2 separate regions of the Mus musculus genome follow, and region 1 is linked to region 2. A link is a loop called in an ENCODE intact Hi-C map of the cell type or tissue named here. Cell type or tissue: left cerebral cortex. All regions are shown on one strand. Links, peaks and the distances in the headings refer to the core of each region. The heading gives the core; the rest is flanking DNA.

Region 1 (5,377 bases), core at 221-5,220, 53 kb before region 2:
CTCATCATACAAATACTAAAGCACAGTTATGTCAATTCCTCTCTCTCCTCCCAGCATCCATTTCCCTCTTCTTCATGTATCCACAGGCTCCTGTATCACTGAAATATGCTTTAAGTTCTTTTACTTAAAAGAAAATTCTTAGTGGCTACATTCCCTCTAGCTCTTGTTCACGTTCTCTTTTCCCTCAGGTATGACTTCTGAAAGCAACACCCGCACTCACTATCTCTCCAATGTTTCTTTCCCACATCATTCTTACCTAACCATGGTACTCCAGTGAGGCCATTCTTTCAAATGACACCGAAGAGCTTCGTGTTCTAAATCCAAGGCTCCATTCTGTCCTCACTGTGGGTTCATTCCTCTTTCCCCAACTCTTGAGTACTGGGATGATCCAGGCTGGAGCCTGTTCTCAATCTCCATCACTCTTCACCGATATCTAACCCGGCCCAGAGATTTCAAAGTTCACTACAGGGGATAGTTCCTATACACATCTCCGAACTTCATATTTATGCACCCAACTGACAGTTTCAACTGTCTTCACGAATACCTAACAAGGATTTCAAACCCCCAATCTCTATGCCATTTCTCTTAAATGCCTGTCATTCCTTTCATAATCTGTGTGTGTGTGTGTGTGTGTGTGTGTGTGTGTGTGTGTGTGAGAGAGAGAGAGAGAGAGAGAGAGAGAGAGAGAGAGAGAGAGAAGGACCTGGGGGGTTGTGGGGGAAGCATAAGGTACAACCTTGGTCTTCTCTGGAACACACCTTCTTTGTGCTCACAGAAAACACTTCCCAGAAGATGTCACCTCAGTGATGCTGGTTTCTTCTTAATCACCACTAATATCTTAACTCCAGCTAACCAGCATCAATTGTTCCAATAGTCTGTTCTATTTTTCATTCTAAAGCCAGAGCCACGTGGCAGAAGATTCGGGGTTCTGCTGCTTGCAGGAGTTGGAACATGGCCCCCTTGTTCTATTACACTGTCAGGAGCTTTCTGTCTTCCAACTCTTAAGCTTGACTGTCTTGGATCTTGCTCTGTAGATTGACCTTGAACTTGGAGATTTGCATGCCTATCTCCTGGGGAAAAAAGGTGTGTGCCACCACACCTGGATTTAAACTTTTCTTTACCTAGAACCTAGTCTGTCCCAGCATGGCCTTGAATTTAGATCTGCTTGGTTTATCTCCTGGGATTAAAGGTGTGTACGAACAACCTGGATCTAAATTTAGCTGGGTAGGATCTTGCCCCAAAGTCCTACTCCCTTAATCTGCTATCTCCTAGAACACAGGATTCAGCTCCATTTCACTCCCTGGTATCCCTTTAATATTTGAACCATATATTCTATATTTTTCCTTTCTAAGCTTGCTACACTTGTTCAGAATGTTCTTCATGAGACTAATCCAAAGAACAAAGTCTTTGCTAGGCTTTTCAAGACTTCCTTTGTCAATGCAATTAACATAAATCTCTTCACCTTAGCCTCAAGTAGACTCTTCAGACAAGGGCAAAAAGTAGCCCCATTCTTCACCAAAATACCACAAAAGCAGCCTCTAGGCCACATACTGAAATTCTTCTCTTCTGAAACCTCTTGGGCCAGGTCAGCACAGTTCAAATCACTCTCAGCAACAAAGTCTTCCATATTCCTTCTAGGATGGCCCATTAAGCCCCATTTAAAGCATTCTACTGCTTTCCAAATCCAAAGTCCCAAAATCCATTCTTCTAAACAAAAGCATGGTCAAGCCTATCACAGCAATACCCCAGTCTCCTGTACCAACTTCTGTCTTAGTTAGGGTTTTACTGCTGTGAACAGACACCATGACCAAGTCAAGTCTTATAAAAGACAACATTTAATTGGGCTGGTTTATAGGTTCAGTCCATTCTCATCAAGGTGGGAGCAGGGCAGCATCTAGGCAAAGCTGAGATGAGAGTTCTTTACCATCTGAAGGCTGCTAATGGAAGACTGACTCCTTGGCCGCTAGAATGAGGGACTTAAGCCCGCGCCCACAGTGACACACATACTCCAACAAGGCCACACCTCCTAACAGTGCCACTCTCTGGGCCAAGCATATACAAACCACGACAATTGGCTAAATAAAAATGTCTACAGCCAATTACTGGAGCGATTAGAGGTAGATGGGTTTTGAGTTACCTGGGTGGGGGTTGCAGAGAAAGGGGAGAGGGGAAGAGAGAAGGATGGGGCAAGAAGGGAGTGAGGGACACACTACCCCCCTCCCAGACCCCAGTAATTGTCAAGGCCAAATAAAATAATCATAGTCTGAGTCCCATTCATTTGTAAGCTAGTCAGGGATAAGTTTAAACTAGACCAACCACAGCCATTCTTTCTCTCTTTCTTTCTCTTCCCCCCCCCCCCCCCCCCCGTCTCTCTCCAGACATTCTAGTCCCACATGCTAGCTTTCCCTCTTCCCACAGGCGTCCACTCAAATATACCTTCCATGTGAGGCCAGTGGGGCAGGTTACATAAACTGGAACACACAAGATTACACCAGACTGTACACCCTTCCTCCTTGACTGTCCTTTATTTTATTTTTCTCCAAAGCACTGCCAGTCCTCTCTGTTTCTCAGTCATCTCACTAGACCCTGACTCTGGGAGCCTCCAGTCCCACCTCAGTATTGCTATCGCCTTCATCGCTCTCTGGCTTGCTTTCCAGGGTGCACAGGCCGGGCACTATTATCTCACTAACGCGTTCTTCTATTTCCTTGCTGGTGAATGGAAAGGGGTGGAAAGTACAACACCCGTTTTAGAAAGATAACAGAGCTTCTACGCTAACAAATGAGAGCTGCATACCTCCCAGTGAGCAAGCCACTGAAAGGGAGAACTTGCTGTGGGTGGGTGCAGTTGAGACACCACCAGCATTATGAAAGTGTCTTAACTGCTCTCACTGAAAAGGAGAACTATTCCTAAAAGGAAGAACTCTGGAGGACGGTTATCTGTGCGTGGAGTGTGTGTGCTGGGGACCCTCAAACTCTAGTACTCACTCTCCAGCTCAAGGGAGAAATCTTAAATTCATTTTTTTATTGCTTTAACCAATGGAAAATACAAAATTAAATTTACTATACAGATATAGGAACTATGAAATACTCCCCAAAGCAACTTATTTTCTAGAGGGAATAGTAATAATGTAGACAGCCATGGATGATAGATGCACTCATGATAGTACACTAGAAACTAACATTCTGTAGCACAGAAGCAAGAAGAATAAGCTTAGAAAAGAACAGTAAGGGCTGGAGAGATGGCTCAGCGGTTAAGAGCACTAACTGCTCTTCCAAAGGTCCTGAGTTCAATTCCCAGCAACCACATGGTGGCTCACAGCCATTCGTAATGAGATCTGATGCCCTTTTCTGGAGTGTCTGAGGACAACTACAGTGTACTTACATATAATAAATAAATAAATCTTAAAAAAGAAAGTAACAGTAAAATGCCACTGAAAAAAAGAAGTTTAAAAGTATTTGTTCCATTGGACAAAAATTATTTTTTGGACTGTTTTGGACTGAGTTTCTATATTAGAACCCAACAGACCAGACCACACCAGACCAAAATTGAATTGTCTTAATTAAAAACACCATGACCAAAAGCAGCTTGGCGAGGAAAGGATTCATTTCAGCCTATAAGCTTTAGGTCACATTCCATCACTGAGGGAAGTCAGGGCAGGAACTAAGGAACCTGGAAGCAAGAACTGAAGCAGAAACCTGAAGGAGATATGCTTACTGGCTCGCTTCTCATGGCTTGCTCAGCCTGCTTTCTTATAGCATTCAGCACCACCAGTCCAAGGGTGGCACTGTCCTCAAGGGGTTGGACCTTCCCACATCAATCATCAACCAAAAAAATGAACCACAGGGGCTGGAGAGATGGTGCAGCAGTTAGAACATATATTCTTGCAGAGGACTGGAGTTTGAATCCCTACACCCACATCAGTTTCTCTCTCTCTCTTCCTACACACACACACACACACACACACACACACACACACTCACACACACACACACACACACACACACACTCACACACACACACACACACACACACACACACACACACACACACCTACAAAGGCATTTTCTCTAAAAGGATTCTTTCTTTCCAGATGACCCCAGCTTGAATTAAGTTGACATAAAAACTAGCCAGCCTAAGCGTCATTCATGCTAAAGTTAAATTAAAACTTTAAGGAAGTAGATAAAGCACAAAACAGACCAGTCTTTCCTGGACAGATTTCTAGTAAGTCAGTATCATAAGGAAGTCTCCTCTGCTTTACCACTTAAAAAAATGTGGCCAGGAACAATCTGTGGTTAACAGTCAGGTTTTCTCTGTTCTGTGCTCTTTGTTTATACCCATGAGACCCAGTGTTATGGTGGGTGTGTTCATCCTGCATTGTAGAATGGAGAGTATCTCACTCACCAAATCAAATCAAAGTTTAGTAAGGCTATGGTTAGGCCTCTTCTAATTTTGTTTTAGCTCTCTCTCTCCCTCCGTGTGTGTGTGTGTGTGTGTGTGTGTGTGTGTGTGTGTGTGAGTGTGGTCTGTGTGTGATGTGCACATCTGTGTTTGCAGGTGCATGGGTAGACAGAGAAGTACACTGGTTGCCTTCCTCTATCACTTTCCACCTTCTTTTTAAAGATAGTCTTCCACTGAATCTGAAGCTCACTGGAGCTCAAGGGATCCTCCTGTCTCGGATGTCAGGCTCAGCTTTTACATGGGTGCTTAGGGATTTGAACTCGTGTTCACTTGCAATCACAGCAAGCACTCCTACCTACTGCACCATCTCCTCAACTCCTTAATTGTTGCTTTCTGGTGACTCTTAACATGGCCAACTTTTAAAGGAGCATATTTAAATTTCCGTATTTGAAAAAACTAGAATGAATCTTAACAGAAGACAAACAAAAAAAAAAAAAAAAAAAAAAAAAAACCCAAAAAACAAATAACAGTGAAAACATTAATGAAACCGAATATAATCTGTAACTCAGTTTAAAGGCAAACAGAAAGCCCCTAAACAAACAGACAGACAATCCCCCATTCAGTGTGTTACAGGAATCATTCTGGATTAAGCACCCCACACCAATGAAGAGAGGGAGATGGGGCCTCTGGTGGGCAGAGCCAGGACAGCCCCTGAAATGATTCAAACCCAGGTCTTTTGTATACTCGGTTTTTATCCAAAACCAAGAGGTGGGGTGGGCAAGCAAGCTAGGTGTTTACAGAAGCCATCCAGGCAGTCAGCGGGTTGTTTCAGTGACCCATTGTCTCAGCGATTTCTCCAGGTCATAATGTTTCAGGTGACAAGTGAAGTCATGCTTGAAAAAACAGACAGATGGGACAAGCAATGCTTCAAGTCACTAAATACATCAGCATCTAATAATTGGTCTCTTCTACCTTATC
Region 2 (5,377 bases), core at 83-5,082:
CTCTAGACACAAAGATGATCAGGGATGGACACATGTCACTGGGAAGCTGTGGAAGCCACAGCAGTTCATGTTGGTTCAACAAGCCCTTGCTAAAGACTAACCTGTCAGGTACACTGTTGTTTGCGGGGGAGACAGCAGTGAGTCGGGCGTGAGCCTTCTCGGCCCATTTGGAGTTAAGAGTTTGGAAACTGAAATGTGGCGAGCATTGCTTTAAAGTTGCCTCTTCCACGTGCTCTGAATTAGGAAGCAAGCCAAAGAAATTCCAGAGGTTTTTTCCCTTTGATTAAAAAAATATATAGTTTTACTATAACAGTGTATTTTCCATTTTCATGGCATTCTGATGTGATAAGATAGCTTTAGTAAATCTGTTGTTGAGTGTTCGTCCAGTTCCATGTTAGAATAGGTGGTCAGGACTGTGCCCTGAGAGCAGATCCACCTGGGCACCTATAGGCCTTCAGCAGTGAAGGGAGATTGTATGCTCCTGGAGGAGGCTTCGGGGCACTGGAACAGAAAGGTGGAGGAGACGGTGCCTCACGGGTCCCATGGAAGAGTGGTTTGCTGCAAGGGGCTTTGAAACAGAGTAAGTGTCTCTGTCACCCAGATGGAAGGGACACAGGGTTCCCAGAAATCATGGAGTGTGCAGAGGACTCTGTGTGAATGGTGCCCTGGGAACAGTAGGACTGAATAGAGAAGGCAGGGTGGGGCATAAAGGTCTTGGCATCCAGCCAAACACAGTTCTCCATCCCTTGCATGTACAGAACCATGCGAGGCTTCAGAGCAAGGGATGGCATGGTGATGGCCTTCTCCTGGGAGGGCATGCACATTTCAACCTGCGAAGCTGAGCAAAGCAGATTGCATAGTCTGGCTGTGTTGGCCGTTCCTCTAGGAAGTGCTGCCTTGGAGAAGCCAAGAGATGCATGTTCTAGGCCTCCATGAGCCCAAGGGGTACCGAGCAGATCTTTCTCTCTCTTCCTCCCTCCCTCTCTCCCCCTCTCCTGCTATTTCAGAAATGAAATGAAATTGATGACCTCTTCAGAGCCCTTCAGAATTAGCCCGAGAGTGGCTCCCGCACTAGCAGTGGGTTTGGTGGAGTAGAACAGCCATTCCTGGAGAGGCCAGGCCGCCTTCGAGCACCTAAACTCCAGCAGTTCTGACCCAGTGCCTGAGATTCGTAGGCTGCCCTAGGATTCCAGAAAAGTCAAGCACTTCACTGTTTCTGTGAACCCTTCAGTTCCAACGTGAAATAAGACTTCAGTACACGCTTGACAGTTTAGAGCCGTCTCCCTGTGCAGAAAGGACTGGCGGTGCCCATGACTGCCAGGGCTCACACTCAGGAGGGCCTTATAGCTTGTCCTCAAATCTGGGGCTTCGTTCTTTTCCTCTGGTCCCATCAGCTGTCCTCACTCTCCTCCCTGTTTGCCTCAGCACTCGTCCTTCCAGTACTGTAAAATATAGAACTTTACAGTTTTGTGAAATAAGACTTATTGCCCCCATTCCTAAATAAAGGAAAGAACAGTTTTCTCCTTTTAAAAGATCCTCCGTTATATTATCCTTAGGTTATGTAGCATTAGTTATTTGTTTCTCATCTTTAATAGATCAATTCAACATGTCTAACTTCCAGACAGGGAGCAGTCTAGACGCCGTTTGCTGTGGAGAGCTGAGGGGGGCTTGTTCAGGATAGAATTAGAGCACAGCCCTGCTGAGGCGCTGGCTCAGTGGTAAGATGACTGCGGCACGAACATGATGACTTACGGTCAGTGCGCAGCAACATGTGGAAAAGGCAGGCGTAGTGCCCTTCTGTAACTCAGGGACAGAGGACAGAGGAGACATGAGGGTCCCAGGAGCTCATCCTGACAGTCTATCCAGTCAGAGCACTATGTTCAGAGAGAGATCTTGTCTCAAAAAGTAAGGTGACTCACCATTGTGGTGAGGGGCCACTAATCTCAGCACTTGGAGGTAGAGGCGGGAGGAACTTTATGAGTTTGAGGCCAGTCTGGTCTCCATAGCAAGTTCCAGGACAGCCAATAAAGTTATATAATCAGACCATGTCTCCAAACCCCAGGGGGAAAAGAGGAATTAAGACAGTGAATGATGAGAAAGACAGACGTGGCAGCGGCGGCCTCTCGCCTCAACACGTGCACATGCATCTGCATGATGTGTAGAAACACACATTACAGACACACCACACACATACGTACATACAAGATGAAATAGGATAAAGAGTATTCCGGTTAGCTTCAGGGTCAGTGATAAGCAAGCTTTGCTGTAAGGTCCAAAAACAAACACCTTACTAATGAGATCCTATCCCAGCCAGGAGCGGGGCTGCCTCAGGAGAGCGTGAGACACCCACCAGTAGACCTACCTTCCATCAGACAACTGCAGGGGGTCAGCTTTGAGAGAGAGGCTGCGCTCCTGTATGGAGTCAATTTAAATTAGTAAAACCGAGCCTTCAGCTGCTACCTTCTTACATGTTTATCTCAAGTTGAGAGCTAACTTGTATCTTGCTTTGTTTGTTTGTTTGTTTTGTTTTGTTTTTCATTAGGAAAAGATGGCATCTCTTTCCTCCTGAAGATACGCCTTTCCTTTATCCAACCAGAATTCCTTACGAAGAGTCTAGTGTGTTCAGTAAAATCAATGTTGTCAACCCTGATTTGAAGTGTTTCCCCCAGTTCCAGAAAGCTCGAAGACATATGGTCACGTTGAGCCCAGGACAGGTAATGGGGCTTTAAACAGGGAGGAACTGTCAGTGGGCACCACAGCCCGGTTGGTGCCTGGGCTTCCCTTGTACAGATGGCAGGAGCGGCTCCCAAGGCCCTGCTACTGGAGGACTTCTCCATCTGCTGGCCTGAGAGATGGAGAAAGGGAGCGCAGCTCCTCCTGCTGGTCACGGGAGGGAATGGCTGCCGAGGAAATTCAGAGCAGGTGGAGCCATTGTTACTACTCGGGTTAAGAGACATGTCAGGGCGTGGGTACTAGAACATATTCACAGTTAACACCTGTTCCACCAGACGGATGCACACAGGCTGCATTGCATCCTGTGCTCAGAAGCATGTGCACTGAGGGTGATTTTCAGCAAGAATGACTGACATCTGAGTCCCTTCTAAAGAGACTGTGTTCTGCATATCCACCCCGTGGAGAGATTTTCTGTTACAACACTGGGGCTTGCTGTATCAGTTTCTTGGCATTTGAAAAGTTTGTATTCCCTCCATCAGCTTTATCCTGTCTGCCCTTCCTTGCCCCCTCCTTGCTGGCTCTCATCCTGTTCTCTCCACACACGTACACAGATCCACCGGGCCACATTGCATCAATCTTCTACCAGGCACTTCCCTTCATGCATGCCTCTTCCTCCAGCCCCTAACAGCTACTACCTTACTCTGTATCACTGTAGATTTTCCTGTTCTGGGCATTACATGTACTGCAGCCAAACAGTGTGGAGCTTTTTGTGTCTGACTTGTGATGCAGAACATGTTTTCAAGGCTGGACAGTTCTTGATTATGTAGGTGTACCATAATGATCTACTCCTGAGCTGATTTCGAGAGCCGTTAGGAATGTGTGTTGCTGCTGTGTGCACTTGCTATAAGGTTCTCGTGTGTTTAGGAGTAGCATGGGTGGTTCAGAGAGTGTGGTTGGTCTTCTGTGAGATCACTATATTGTTCTCCACAGTGGCTATTTTCCATTCCTACCTACAGTGCCTGAGGCTCTGACTGCTCTAGTCTTTCCCTGCACCCTGTCCTTTATCGGGGAGGTTTTCCAGTAAATAAGGGGAAGTGGCTGCATGCTTCCTTCCATCAGAACGAGCACAGCTACTGTTCGATGGAAAGAAGAATTTCAAAGCTTTTACTAAAAGTTAGATGTGAGCAGACGTCACCCGGTTAAGAGGAGTGAAAAGCTGTAAGCTCGTGACCACAGCAGCTGGGGGCGGAGAGAAGCTTGGGGGGGGGGGGTGTTCTTCTTCCCTCCTTCCCTCTGTTCCCTTGGCTTTATCCCTGGCTCTCTTTCCCCTTAGCAGTCTCAGCTAGAAAGAGAAATGTCCGGTTCTTGTGGTAACTATCTTTTCTTTGGTTTGCAGGTTCTGTTTGTTCCCAGACACTGGTGGCATTACGTGGAGTCTCTTGATCCTGTCACCGTCAGTATAAACTCCTGGATTGAGCTGGTACTTTTGTTGTTGTTGTTGCTGTTGTTGTTGTTGCTGTTGTTGTCTTCGTCCTTTAAAGAACGCATGCCTAAGATAAGCAAAGCCTGTCTAGACCATTGGCTCACCAGATCTCTGTGACACTGGTTCACACACAGCATGAGTTTGTTCTGTGAGTCTGTCCTCTCTGGATAAACATGCAGGTTAGAGATGTGCCATCCTCTTGTTCTGCTTGCCGTGGTTGGGTTGGGTTGTGTTGGAGATGGGGTGTCTCTACTTAGGGTCTCAGGCACTTGGTCCTCCTCCCTTGGCTTCCTATGGCACATGTACTCCTGTGCCCAGTCACTCCTCGAAAGGACACAGAGTGGCCCTGACATTGATGTCTTCCTCGAGTGGTGTCAGGAGCATTGTGTTAGGCCTAGCAGGATCTGCCATCTATAAGCATCTATATTGCTGGTTCTGTCGCACACTATCCCAGATAAAAATATCTGTTCCTTGGTTCAGGATCCTTATTTCTAATCTTGACCTATGCATTGTCTCAAAGTGCAGACAGTCAGCACTATATTTTTATCATTCATTTCTACCAGGACCCTTTTCCCAGTAACACCTTCATCCTGGCTCCCTGAGCTATTTGACAATACAGTAGCTGTCGGGCTCGACCTGTCTCTCTAACCCGGAGTCTCAGTTTTGTGTGCACTGTCTTTAACCAGAGCTTCTGATTGAACCTGTTCCTCCTTAGGGCTCTGCTTGCCTCTCTGCCCTCCGCAGTCCACAGCCTGACAAGTCTGTGCTGTCCGTGGCAGTGGCACCCTCCCCTGGGTTGAGGTGTTTCCCTTGGTTATGTGAAGGGCTTTGGAGTATGTGGGTCCTGAGAATTACTGAAACAGGAAGCTGTACTTACAGGCTTAGGGAAGAGGGGACACCAAGCCTTTGGGGCTCAGTGGGGAGCCTGCTGGGAGACCAGCAGCCTCACAGTTAGCAAGTCTGCTTGAAGCTGCAGCTGGAGCAAACGTGCAATGGAGTCCTCTGCAAAACTCACACCTGCCGTGCCCTCTCCAGCAGATGGTTCACTCCAGGAGAGCTCAGTTTGTAAGTTCACTTGCAAAACAGTGATTGTAACTGGATCCAGCTCAGGGACATGGTTGTGAAGCTTAAATTAGACAACGAGTAAAGGCATCCAACATAACCTGTACACATAAACACACACACACACACACACACACACACACACACACGTTTTCAAAT

The links. A loop is a pair of places that touch in the nucleus more often than their neighbours do. Peaks named below come from ENCODE experiments on the same cell type or tissue, not always from the same donor. Only the 100,000 strongest peaks of a DNase experiment are listed, where the experiment ranks them.
Region 1: it touches region 2 in a loop (2.0-fold over the local background); 14 of 42 quality-filtered maps call a loop at or near these places.

What each region holds. Positions count from the first base shown.
Region 1 is chr16:35,761,343-35,766,719 of GRCm38, forward strand. All of the region lies in intron 1 of Slc49a4 (solute carrier family 49 member 4), which reads right to left. Among named protein-coding and RNA genes, the nearest start is that of Slc49a4, 5.3 kb to the right of the region's middle. In left cerebral cortex, for the core only: no CTCF peak of the experiment used is centred there; a DNase peak (open chromatin) is centred at 2,810.
Region 2 is chr16:35,814,610-35,819,986 of GRCm38, forward strand. Hspbap1 (Hspb associated protein 1) reads left to right here. Exons shown (of 8, transcript NM_175111.3): 5 at 2,543-2,714; 6 at 4,070-4,153. Among named protein-coding and RNA genes, the nearest start is that of Hspbap1, 47 kb to the left of the region's middle. In left cerebral cortex, for the core only: a CTCF peak has its summit at 2,882 (motif pointing left); DNase peaks (open chromatin) are centred at 2,877 and 3,897.